Regions from separate parts of the Homo sapiens genome. Here region 1 is linked to region 2. A link is an interaction called in ENCODE POLR2A ChIA-PET data of the cell type or tissue named here. Cell type or tissue: K562. All regions are shown on one strand. Each heading gives the region's core, and the rest is flanking DNA. Links, peaks and the distances in the headings are about the cores only. Region 1 overlaps HNRNPF (heterogeneous nuclear ribonucleoprotein F). Region 2 overlaps LOC105378269 (a long non-coding RNA gene).

The links. ChIA-PET counts read pairs that join two places held together with the same protein. Peaks named below come from ENCODE experiments on the same cell type or tissue, not always from the same donor. Only the 100,000 strongest peaks of a DNase experiment are listed, where the experiment ranks them.
Region 1: POLR2A ChIA-PET joins it to region 2 with 6 read pairs; 1 of 35 experiments calls an interaction of 5 or more read pairs at or near these places.

The regions. Positions count from the first base shown.
Region 1 is chr10:43,382,353-43,387,725 of GRCh38, reverse strand. HNRNPF (heterogeneous nuclear ribonucleoprotein F) reads left to right here. Exons shown (of 4, transcript NM_001098204.2): 4 at 1-2,108. The coding sequence ends at 1,089. Among named protein-coding and RNA genes, the nearest start is that of FXYD4, 13 kb to the right of the region's middle. RefSeq lists enhancers at 1-497, 498-999, 2,737-2,816, 2,867-2,946, 2,967-3,116. In K562, for the core only: no CTCF peak of the experiment used is centred there; a DNase peak (open chromatin) is centred at 2,798.
Region 2 is chr10:42,764,537-42,769,909 of GRCh38, reverse strand. LOC105378269 (a long non-coding RNA gene) reads right to left here. Exons shown (of 2, transcript NR_134498.1): 2 at 289-631. Among named protein-coding and RNA genes, the nearest start is that of BMS1, 16 kb to the left of the region's middle. RefSeq lists enhancers at 1-107, 108-608. In K562, for the core only: no CTCF peak of the experiment used is centred there; DNase peaks (open chromatin) are centred at 139 and 899; H3K4me3 peaks cover 574 bases; H3K27me3 peaks cover 613 bases.

The DNA.
Region 1 (5,373 bases), core at 222-5,221, 620 kb before region 2:
AGTGGTGAGGCTTTTGTTGAACTTGGATCAGAAGATGATGTAAAAATGGCCCTGAAAAAAGACAGGGAAAGCATGGGACACCGGTACATTGAGGTGTTCAAGTCCCACAGAACCGAGATGGATTGGGTGTTGAAGCACAGTGGTCCCAACAGTGCCGACAGCGCCAACGATGGCTTCGTGCGGCTTCGAGGACTCCCATTTGGATGCACAAAGGAAGAAATTGTTCAGTTCTTCTCAGGGTTGGAAATTGTGCCAAACGGGATCACATTGCCTGTGGACCCCGAAGGCAAGATTACAGGGGAAGCGTTCGTGCAGTTTGCCTCGCAGGAGTTAGCTGAGAAGGCTCTAGGGAAACACAAGGAGAGGATAGGGCACAGGTACATTGAGGTGTTTAAGAGCAGCCAGGAGGAAGTTAGGTCATACTCAGATCCCCCTCTGAAGTTCATGTCCGTGCAGCGGCCAGGGCCCTATGACCGGCCCGGGACTGCCAGGAGGTACATTGGCATCGTGAAGCAGGCAGGCCTGGAAAGGATGAGGCCTGGTGCCTACAGCACAGGCTACGGGGGCTACGAGGAGTACAGTGGCCTCAGTGATGGCTACGGCTTCACCACCGACCTGTTCGGGAGAGACCTCAGCTACTGTCTCTCCGGAATGTATGACCACAGATACGGCGACAGTGAGTTCACAGTGCAGAGCACCACAGGCCACTGTGTCCACATGAGGGGCCTGCCGTACAAAGCGACCGAGAACGACATTTACAACTTCTTCTCTCCTCTCAACCCTGTGAGAGTCCATATTGAGATTGGCCCAGATGGAAGAGTGACGGGTGAAGCAGATGTTGAGTTTGCTACTCATGAAGAAGCTGTGGCAGCTATGTCCAAAGACAGGGCCAATATGCAGCACAGATATATAGAACTCTTCTTGAATTCAACAACAGGGGCCAGCAATGGGGCGTATAGCAGCCAGGTGATGCAAGGCATGGGGGTGTCTGCTGCCCAGGCCACTTACAGTGGCCTGGAGAGCCAGTCAGTGAGTGGCTGTTACGGGGCCGGCTACAGTGGGCAGAACAGCATGGGTGGCTATGACTAGTTTTGTTAGGAACATTTGAGTTACTTCAATCATTTTCACAGGCAGCCAACAAGCAATTAAGAGCAGTTATAATAGAGGAAGCTGGGGGACCCATTTTGCACCATGAGTTTGTGAAAAATCTGGATTAAAAAATTACCTCTTCAGTGTTTTCTCATGCAAAATTTTCTTCTAGCATGTGATAATGAGTAAACTAAAACTATTTTCAGCTTTTCTCAATTAACATTTTGGTAGTATACTTCAGAGTGATGTTATCTAAGTTTAAGTAGTTTAAGTATGTTAAATGTGGATCTTTTACACCACATCACAGTGAACACACTGGGGAGACGTGCTTTTTTGGAAAACTCAAAGGTGCTAGCTCCCTGATTCAAAGAAATATTTCTCATGTTTGTTCATTCTAGTTTATATTTTCATTTAAAATCCTTTAGGTTAAGTTTAAGCTTTTTAAAAGTTAGTTTTGAGAATTGAGACACAATACTAATACTGTAGGAATTGGTGAGGCCTTGACTTAAAACTTTCTTTGTACTGTGATTTCCTTTTGGGTGTATTTTGCTAAGTGAAACTTGTTAAATTTTTTGTTAACTAAATTTTTTTCTTAAAATAAAGACTTTTTCACAATGACTGGCACAGATTACTCAGCAAAAGATAGCAAAACGGGTGGTTGAAGATAATTCATTTTAATCGTAATGTATTTTAGTGTGAATTTAAAAATTTCATACATCAAATCTATGATCTCCCTTATATTCTTATGATGAGGCTAAATAAAAGTCTAATAAAAATGTTAAATATGTGAATGGTGGAAATGGTGACTAGCAGCACACATTCTGGGAAGCATCAAATAGACACACGGCCCCAGCCACCTGCAACTTATGTGCACTGTTGTAAACCATTCAGAATTTTCCTGCTAGGCCCTTGATGCTGGAGTCACATCTGTTGATAGCTGGAGAACTTTAGTTTCAAGTACTACATTGTGAAAGCAATTATTTTGTTTCTAGTTTTTATAAAATGCTGATTTAAACTTTTTTTTTTGGTCACGCTCCTGATTTCTGTAGGGCGCATTTGTTAATTAGGTTATGACAGGATACACATTATCAAGCTTGAGACCCATTTTCAAATTGCTATCTACCTTGGCAACAGCAATGTTGAAATTCAGGCAGCTCTATATATAGCATACAGTATTACTATCATTTTAAACCTTATGCTAAATACAAACCATCAGGACTTTAAAATGTGGAGTTTATTTAAAACCATTCTGTGCAAAAATGCTATCTACCATTGGGAATTCTTCAACTTTATTTTCCCACTTCACTAGCTGTATAATGTAACCTATATGTTATGATTTTACCAATATTAAGGGTCTTCATTAGTATCTTAAAGAGTAAATAAATGCTCTTGGTAAAACCCCTGAGAGCTGCATTAAAAATTAGGTCTGTGAAGTCTTCAGCCTTTTCTAGCCTCATTGGGCTTCAGAGGCTCACCTTAGGTACAGCCCTTCGTTCCAGTGTTCTGCATGCTTATGTTCTGCATGCTTGGATGGCCTGATGTGAGGGCAGCAGCATCACCAGGAATGGCAGGGTACAGGGACGCAGAAAGAGGCACTCGGAAGACTGGCATGGGGGAAACCTAGGGAGAACTGTCCTTGCTGTAACCCTGATCTGGGATCTCTGCCCACCCATGGGCCTACCATGCTTCAAGTGTCAGCACTGCATGGGGAAGGAGAGGCCTGTAGGTGAGGGAGACCCACAGAAACAGGTGGAGTTTCCGCTGGAAATGGGGCTGGAATGCCATGAAGATGAGACCTCAGATTTCGTAGAGTGGTGGAGATTCAAAGAGTACCTTCACAACCCTGGAAGTCTATGCTAGATTTAGGATGCATGGGTGGAAAGGGCTCCAGGGGATGGGAAAGGGAATGTGTTAGATGACCTGACATCCCAAGGTAACAACATAACATGGACAGCAAAACATCCCCTTGCTCCAGGATTGTTAACTTTTGTTGGGGAGGGACAAGTCTCTCTCTGATGCCCAGGCTGGAGTCTAGTGGCATGATATTGGCTCACTGCAGTGTCAGCCTCCCGTGCTCAAGTTATCCTCCCACCTCAGCCTCTCAAGTAGCTGGGACTGGAGGCGCACACCGCTATGCCCGGCTGATTTCTGTATTTTTTGTAGAGATGGGGTCTCACTATGTTGCCCAGACTGGTCTTGAACTCCTCAGCTCAAGTGATCTGTATTCTTCAGCCTCCCAAAGTTCTAAGATTTCAGGCATGCACCATGGCACCCAGCCATGCCCATTTGTTGCTACACACAGCCGTGCCCATTTGTTAATACTGTCCATGGCTGCCCAGGTACTACAGCAGGCAGAGAGATGGGTAGTTGTATCAGAGACCACATGGCCCACAAAACCTAAAATATTTACTGACACTACAGGAAATGTTTTTCAACCTGTGGCCTTGGGCATGACTAGGGCATTCCCTGCAAGGTAAAAGTCAAGATACTGCATCTTGTTATGTTGTAGAACCCCAAATTCAGGCTTGCGTACCTGATGTGTAGCTGATGCCAAACACCAAGACAAAGGTGCTTGGAGATAAAGGTTTATTTGATTTGGCCAAGGTGAGAAATCTGCCTTAACAAAAAGAAGCAGCGTGGAGTTTTTTTGTTTGTTTTGTTTTTTTAGAGATGGGGGTCTCCCTATATCACCCAGGCTGGAGTGCAGTGACTTTGAGAGAGTCTCAAAGTGCTGGGGTTATAAGCGTGAGCCACCGCGCACAGCCTCAGCATGGAAGTTTTGACCTCCGTTTTCAACCTGGGCCAGTTCACCCCTCCTTAGGCAACGTGGTGGTCCTCCACTCCTGGGAGGTCATAGCGAGGCCGAACTTGCTGCAGATACCCAATCGACATAGTACACTACAGCCTCGGCCTTCCAAAGTGCTGGGATTATAGGCATAAGCCACCATGCCAGGCATGGGGAGTTTTTACACAGCTAGAGACTAAGGGAGGGGCAGTTTCAGAGAACCGAGGGGGGAAAAGTCTGTGTTTCTTTAGTCTCACATAGTGTCTTGAATAACCAGACTTCTGGGTGTCTGCAGCTGGTCGCAGTGTGTTTAAAGACATTCATTACTTCTGCAAAATTTTTTTATGGCCCTGAAGTTATCCCCTCCTTCACAAGGAACAGTATTTCAGCAGTTCATAATTTCATTATGGGAACAAGGAATACTGGGCAAAAAGCGAGTGGTTAATGTGTAAGCAAGTAAGGGCCTGATAAGAATTTTCATCCCTTGAGTCACTAAAAATGCCGGGTGTTGAAAGAGGCATAATTTTGGGTAGTAGTTTTTGGATTTTGGAGAAAGCTGCTTTGACCCTTGAAAATACCCTGAGGCCTGGCGCAGTGGCTCACACCTGTAATGCCAGCACTTTGGGAGGCTGAGGCAGGTGGACTGCTTGAGCTGAGGAGTTGTTTTTTTTTGTTTTTTTTTAAAGACGGAGTCTCACTCACCCAGGCTAGAGTGCGGTGGTGCGATCTCGGCTCATTGCAACCTCCACCTCCCCAGTTCAAGCGATTCTGCCTCAGCTTCCTGAGTAGCTGGGATTACAGGTGGGTGTCACCACGCCCAGATAATTTTTGTATTTTTAGTAGAGATGGGGTTTTACCATGTTGGCCAGGGTGGTCTTGAACTCTGGACCTCAGGTGATCCACCCACCTCGGCCTCCCAAAGTGCTGGGATTACAGGTGTGAGCCAGTGTGCCCGGCCAAGCTGAGGAGTTTGAGCAGCTTGGGCAACATGGCAAGACACTCGACTCTACAAAAAATACAAAAATTACTCGGGCATGGTGGCTCACACCTGTAGGCCAGCTACTTGGGAGGCTGAGGTGGGAGGATCGCTTGAGCCCAGGTGGCGGAGGTTGCAGTGAGCCAAGATTGCACCACTGCACCTCAGCCTGGATGACAGTGAGACCCTGTCTCAAAAAAAAAAAGGAAATACTACTCCTGCTAATTATCAGGTGACCAGAAGGATGCAAGGACTCCACCAGCTCCTCTGCCATCTGCTACAAATGACAGCATAGGCCCCATCAAAGAGGTACCTGTGTTCCTAAATGATTTCATGTGGCACCTCTGATAAGTCTCAGTAAACACTCAGGCCAAACCCTGAAACTCTGAGTGTTCTGAATCAAGGCCACGTTTTCTGCAGGAGAGGGCTAGTTACCTTTCTTTTCTTTTTCTTTCTTTTTTTTTTTTTGAGACGGAGTCTCGTTCTGTTGCCCAGGCTGGAGTGCAGTGGCGCGATCTCAGCT
Region 2 (5,373 bases), core at 48-5,047:
AGTCACACCACCTCCTCAAAAACCCTGGGGAGTTGGTGCTGACTTCCCAAGGCCACGGAGCCAGCAGTTGCAGAGCAGGATTTGTGCTTTCCTCAGCCAGGCTGTGCTGCCCTGCCACGCCCGCGCCAGGAGGCCACGCCCCCAGTGGAAGGCCATGCCCCCACGGCTTGCAAGGCTGGACTGCAGGCGGGTGAAGGACTCGGTGTCCTGTCTTGTAATTTGTCTCTTAAGTGTGACACAAACACACACACACACACCACGTTTGAAATTTGCTCCATGACACTCAAGTTCAGAAATCTCATGTAACTTTAATATTCAAAATCCATGTCAACCCCAATCATGTTTGTGGGGTTCTATGGGGTCTCGAATGAGGAATAGCTAGCTGGATTCCAGTCCACAATGGGCACCCTCACTGTTCGGCAGCATCCTGGGCCACAGTCCTCACGACTGGCTGGGCCAAAGAGACCCAGGACGCTGCAGGTTAAAGGCCAAGGCACTGGCCAGCCCTACGCCCACCAGCTGGACCCAGCCCAGTCCTTGTTCGTCCTCAGCTCCTCCTCCGCCTCAGGGAAGTCGCGTCCTGGTCAGGAGGACCTGCAACAGCCCACACTGTGTCCTTAGGGCGAGGGGGCTGTAAGAGTTAAAGAAAGGAAAGAAACATGAAAAGTGGCTCAACAGTCAAAGACAGGTTTATTTTGGAGAATAAACCTGAGGGGCTTCTAGCCTATTTCTGTCAGGAGCATTCTGTCTTACAGACTAGGAGTGTTTTAGGGTGAGAGAGCTTATCACAGATTTGAAGTGTTTCTGTGTGGGGGAGAAGTTTATGGCAGGGTTGGAATGTCTCCCGCGGGAGGGGATGTTATCTCAGGGCTGGCATGTCTCTGGTCGGAGAGGGGTTTATCTTAGGGTTGCAATGTTTCTGGTCAGAGATGTCATTTGTGGTTTATGGTCATGCTGACCGTAGCCATCAGGCTGATGACCTTTAGATTTAGGCAGTTTTTGATCAAGGGGAACTTTAAGATGGCGGTGCTTGTACAAGATGGAGATGCCCCTGCTCTGTCAGGGGCGAGGAGAGGCAACTCTGGGTGAGACCGCAGCAACAACAGCAGCAGAAAGGACCAACCTGCAGCTGGGCGCAGACCAGTCGGCAGGTCCTCCTGACCAGGACGCGACTTTCCTGAGGCGGGGAAGGAGCTGAGGACTAACAAGGACTGGGCCGGGTCCAGCTCGCGGGCGTAAGGCTGGCCAGTGCCTTGGCCTTGAACCTGCAGCGTCCTGTAATCCCAGCACTTTGGGAGGCGGAGGTGGGTGGATCATGAGGTCAAGAGATCGAGACCATCTTGGCCAACATGGCGAAACCACGTCTCTACTGAAAATACAAAAAATTAGCCAGGTACGGTGGCGGGCGCCTGTAGTCCCAGCTACTTGGGAGGCTGAGGCAGGAGAATCGCTTGAACCTGGGAGGCGGAGGTTGCAGTGAGCTGAGATCGCGCCACTGCACTCCAGCCTGGCGACAGAACAAGACTCCACCTAAAAAAAAAAAAAAAAAAAAAAAAAAAAAAAAAAAAAAAAAAAGTACCAACCTGCTTGTTTTTGGTGCATTGCTATAAATAACTCTTCCGTTAAATAAATGTACGGGCTAACGCTGCTGCTTTTGCTGTGAGGCTCTCATCTCAGCTTTGGAGGACGGAGACCAGTTGCTGGTAGCGTTCACTCACTCAAGCAGAGAGGGACTTCTGTGGTCCCCACAGCACGCGATTGGCCGGCAAAGGGCCTCGCAGAGGATGGACGCCCGCAGGCGGCCCTGCTGGGAGACGCCTGCCTGGGCAGCGCCTCTTCCCCACCGCCTGTCCTGGGCTGGCCCGCCTTCTTGGTTTAGGAAGCCAGATTCTCTGGTCCCGGCCGACTGTGCTTAGCCATTGTTTGTTGTTTTTTTCTTTTTTTTCCCTTTGAGATAGGATCTCGCTCTGCTGCCCAGGCTGGAGTGCAGTAATGAGATCTCGGCTCACTGCAGCTTCAAACTCCTGGGCTCAAGTGATTCTCCCACTTAAGCCTCCTGAGTAGTTTGGACCACAGGTGCGGTCCACCACCGCCCAGCTAATTTTCTTTTTTCTTAATAGTAGAGATGGGGTCTTGCTACATCGCCCAGGCTGGTCTTGAACTCCTGGGCTCCAGCAATCCTCCCTCCTCGGCCTCCCAAAGTGCTGGGATTACCGGCATGAGCCACCACCCGGCCTGCTTAGCCACTCTTAAGAGAGCGTTTGTTAGCGACAAATTCTCTTAGTTTTCCTTCATCTGAGAATGCCCATTTGTCCATTCTTGCAGGGCATTTTTGTTTGATGGGGTTTTTTTTCTTTCAATAAGGGGAAAAATGTGCCACTTCCTTCTGGCCTTCAGAGTTCCATATGAGAAATCTATTGTCACTTGTGATGTTTTCCCTTTATAGATGAGGTGTCATTTCTTTCTCACAGCTTTCAAGACTTTTTATTTGCCTTTAAGTTTACAGAAGTTCAACTATGATGTCCCTTGGAATGTCTTTGTGTTCATCCTGTTTGGTGGTCACTAAGCTAAGCTTCTTAAGTCTATAGCTTTGTCTTTTGCCAGAGTTGGTAAGTTTTTGGTCATGATTTCTTCAAATATGTTTCGAGGACCACCTCTTTGTACTCTCCTTCTGTGACTGCAATGGCAGGAATGTCAGGTATTCCATGTGGATCCCACAGGTCCTGAAGTTCGTTTTTACAGCCTGTTTTCTCTCCATTGTTCATATTGCTCTATCTTCGAGTTTACCAATTCTTTTCTTGTTACCTCCATTCTATTGTTGAGCTCATCAGCTGAGTATTTTAAGCAGTCAAATGCTTCATATTTTAGTCCAGTTTTAGATTTACAGACCAGTCCAGCATGTGGTACAGAATTCCATCTGCTCACCCCACTTCCCTGCCTGTTTCCTCTATTGTTAACGTCTTGGATTGTGGTGGTACATATGTTAAAATGAATGAACCATTATTGACACATTATAAATAACTATCGTCTATACTTCACATTAAGGTTCACTCTGTTGTACAATTCTCTGAGTTTTGACAAATGCATAAAGGTATCCGCCTTTACAATTTCATATAGAATAATCTTGCCACCCTAAAAATCCCCTGTACTTCACTCATCTATCCCCCTCCCCCAAAATTTCTGGCAACCCCTGATCTTTCTACCATCTCTATAGTTTTGCCTTTTCCAGAATGTTATATAGTTGGATCTGTACTATATATAACCTTTTCAGACTGGCTTCTTTCCCCTAGCAATATGCATTTGGATATCCTCTATGTCTTTTCATTGTTTGATAGCTCATTTCTCTTTTTTTTCTTTTTTTTTTTTTTGAGACCAGTTCTCATTCTGTCACCCAGTGGTGCAATCAAGGCTCCCTTGCAGCCTCAAACTCCCAGGCTCAAGCGACCGTCCTAGTTCAGCCCAAGTAGCTCTTCCCTTCTCTTCTCTTCTCTTCTCTTCTCTTCTCTTCTCTTCTCTTCTCTTCTCTTCTCTTCTCTTCTCTTCTCTTCTCTTCTCTTCTCTCTCTCTCTCTCTCTCTCTCTTTCTTTCTTTCTTTCTTTCTTTCTTTCTTTCTTCTTTTTTTTTTTGATGGAGTCTCACTATGTTGACCAGGCTGGACTGCAGTGGTGCGATCTGCAACCTCTGCCTCCTGGGTTCAAGCAATTCTTCTGCCTCAGCCTCCCAAGTAGCTGGGATGACAGGCATGCCCCACCATGCCTGGCTAATTTTTGTATTTTTAGTAGAGATGGGGTTTCACCATATTGGCCAGGCTGGTCTCGAACTCCTGACCTTGTGATCTGCCCACCTCAGTCTCCCAAAGTGCTGGGATTACAGGCGTGAGCTACCGCGCCCGGCCTCTTTTGGTATTTTTTAATCATGTTGCTCATTTTCTTATTGTTGAGTTTTAAAAGACTTGTATATTTTGGATACAAGTCCTTTATTAAATATGTATTTTGGAAATATTTTCCCCATCTCTTGCTCCCATCTTCATTCTCATAACAGTTTTTAACTTTAATAAAGTCCAACTTACCAATTTTTTTCTTTCATGCATTGTGCTTTTGGTTGTGTCTTATTTATTTATTTAGAGATGGAGTCTCACTCTGTCACACAGGCTAGAGTGCCATGGCACAATCTCAGCTCACTGCAACCTCTGCCTCCCAGGCTCAAGCAATGCTCCCCCATTAGCCTCCCAAGTAGCTGGCACCACAGATGCGTACCACCACACCTGCTAATTTTTTGTATTTTTGGTAGAGATGAGGTTTCACCATGTTGCCCAGGCTGGCCTCAAACTCCTGAGTTCTAGCTATCTGCCCGCCTCGGCTTCCCAAAGTGCTGGGATTACAGGTGTAAGCCACTGCACCTGCCCTTAGCTGTATCTGAAAACACATCACCAAACCCAAGGCCACCTGGATTTTCTCCTTTGATCTTCTAGATTTTTTTAAATTATTATTATACTTTAAGTTCTAGGGTACATGTGCACAATGTGCAGGTTTGTTACATATGTATACATGTGCCATGTTGGTTTGCTGCACCCATTAACTCGTCATTTACATTAGGCATCTCTGCTAATGCTATCTCTCCCCCATCCCCCCACCCCATGACAGGCCCCGGTGTGTGATGTTCCCCGTCCCTGGTGTCCAAGCGTTCTCATTGTTCAATTCCCACCTATGAGTGAGAACATGCGGTGTTTGGTTTTCTGTCCTTTGTGATTCTGCATTCTACATTTAGATCTTTGATCCATTTTGAGTTTTAATTTTTGAGAAGGGTGTAAAGTCTGAGCTTAGATTCTTTTTTTTTTTGTACATGGATGTTCAGTTTTTAAGCACCACTTGTTGAAGAGACTATATTCCTTCATTTAATTGCCTTTGCTTCTTTGTCAAAGCTCAGCTGACTATATTTGCCTAGGTCAATTTCTGGGCTCACTCTTTGGAACCACTGATCAATCTGCCTGTTCTTTCACTAATGCCATGTTATCTCAATTATTTAGCTGGATAGTAAGTCTTAAAGTTGGGTAGTGTCAGTCCTCTGAGTTGTCATTCTTCAGCATTTTGACTACTCTGAGTCTTTTGCCTCTTCATGTAAGCTTTAGAATAAATGTGTTGATATCCACAAAATAACCTGCTAGAATTTTGATTGGAATTGTGTTGAATCTATAGATCAAGAAGGGGAGTATTAACGTCTTAACAATACTGAGTCTTGCTATCCTTGCACATGAAATATCTATCGATTTATTTAGGTTTTCTTTGATTTCTTTCATCAAAGTTTTGAAGTTTTCCTCATATAGATCTTGTACATATTTTGTTTACTTTATGCCTACATATTTCATTTTGGGGG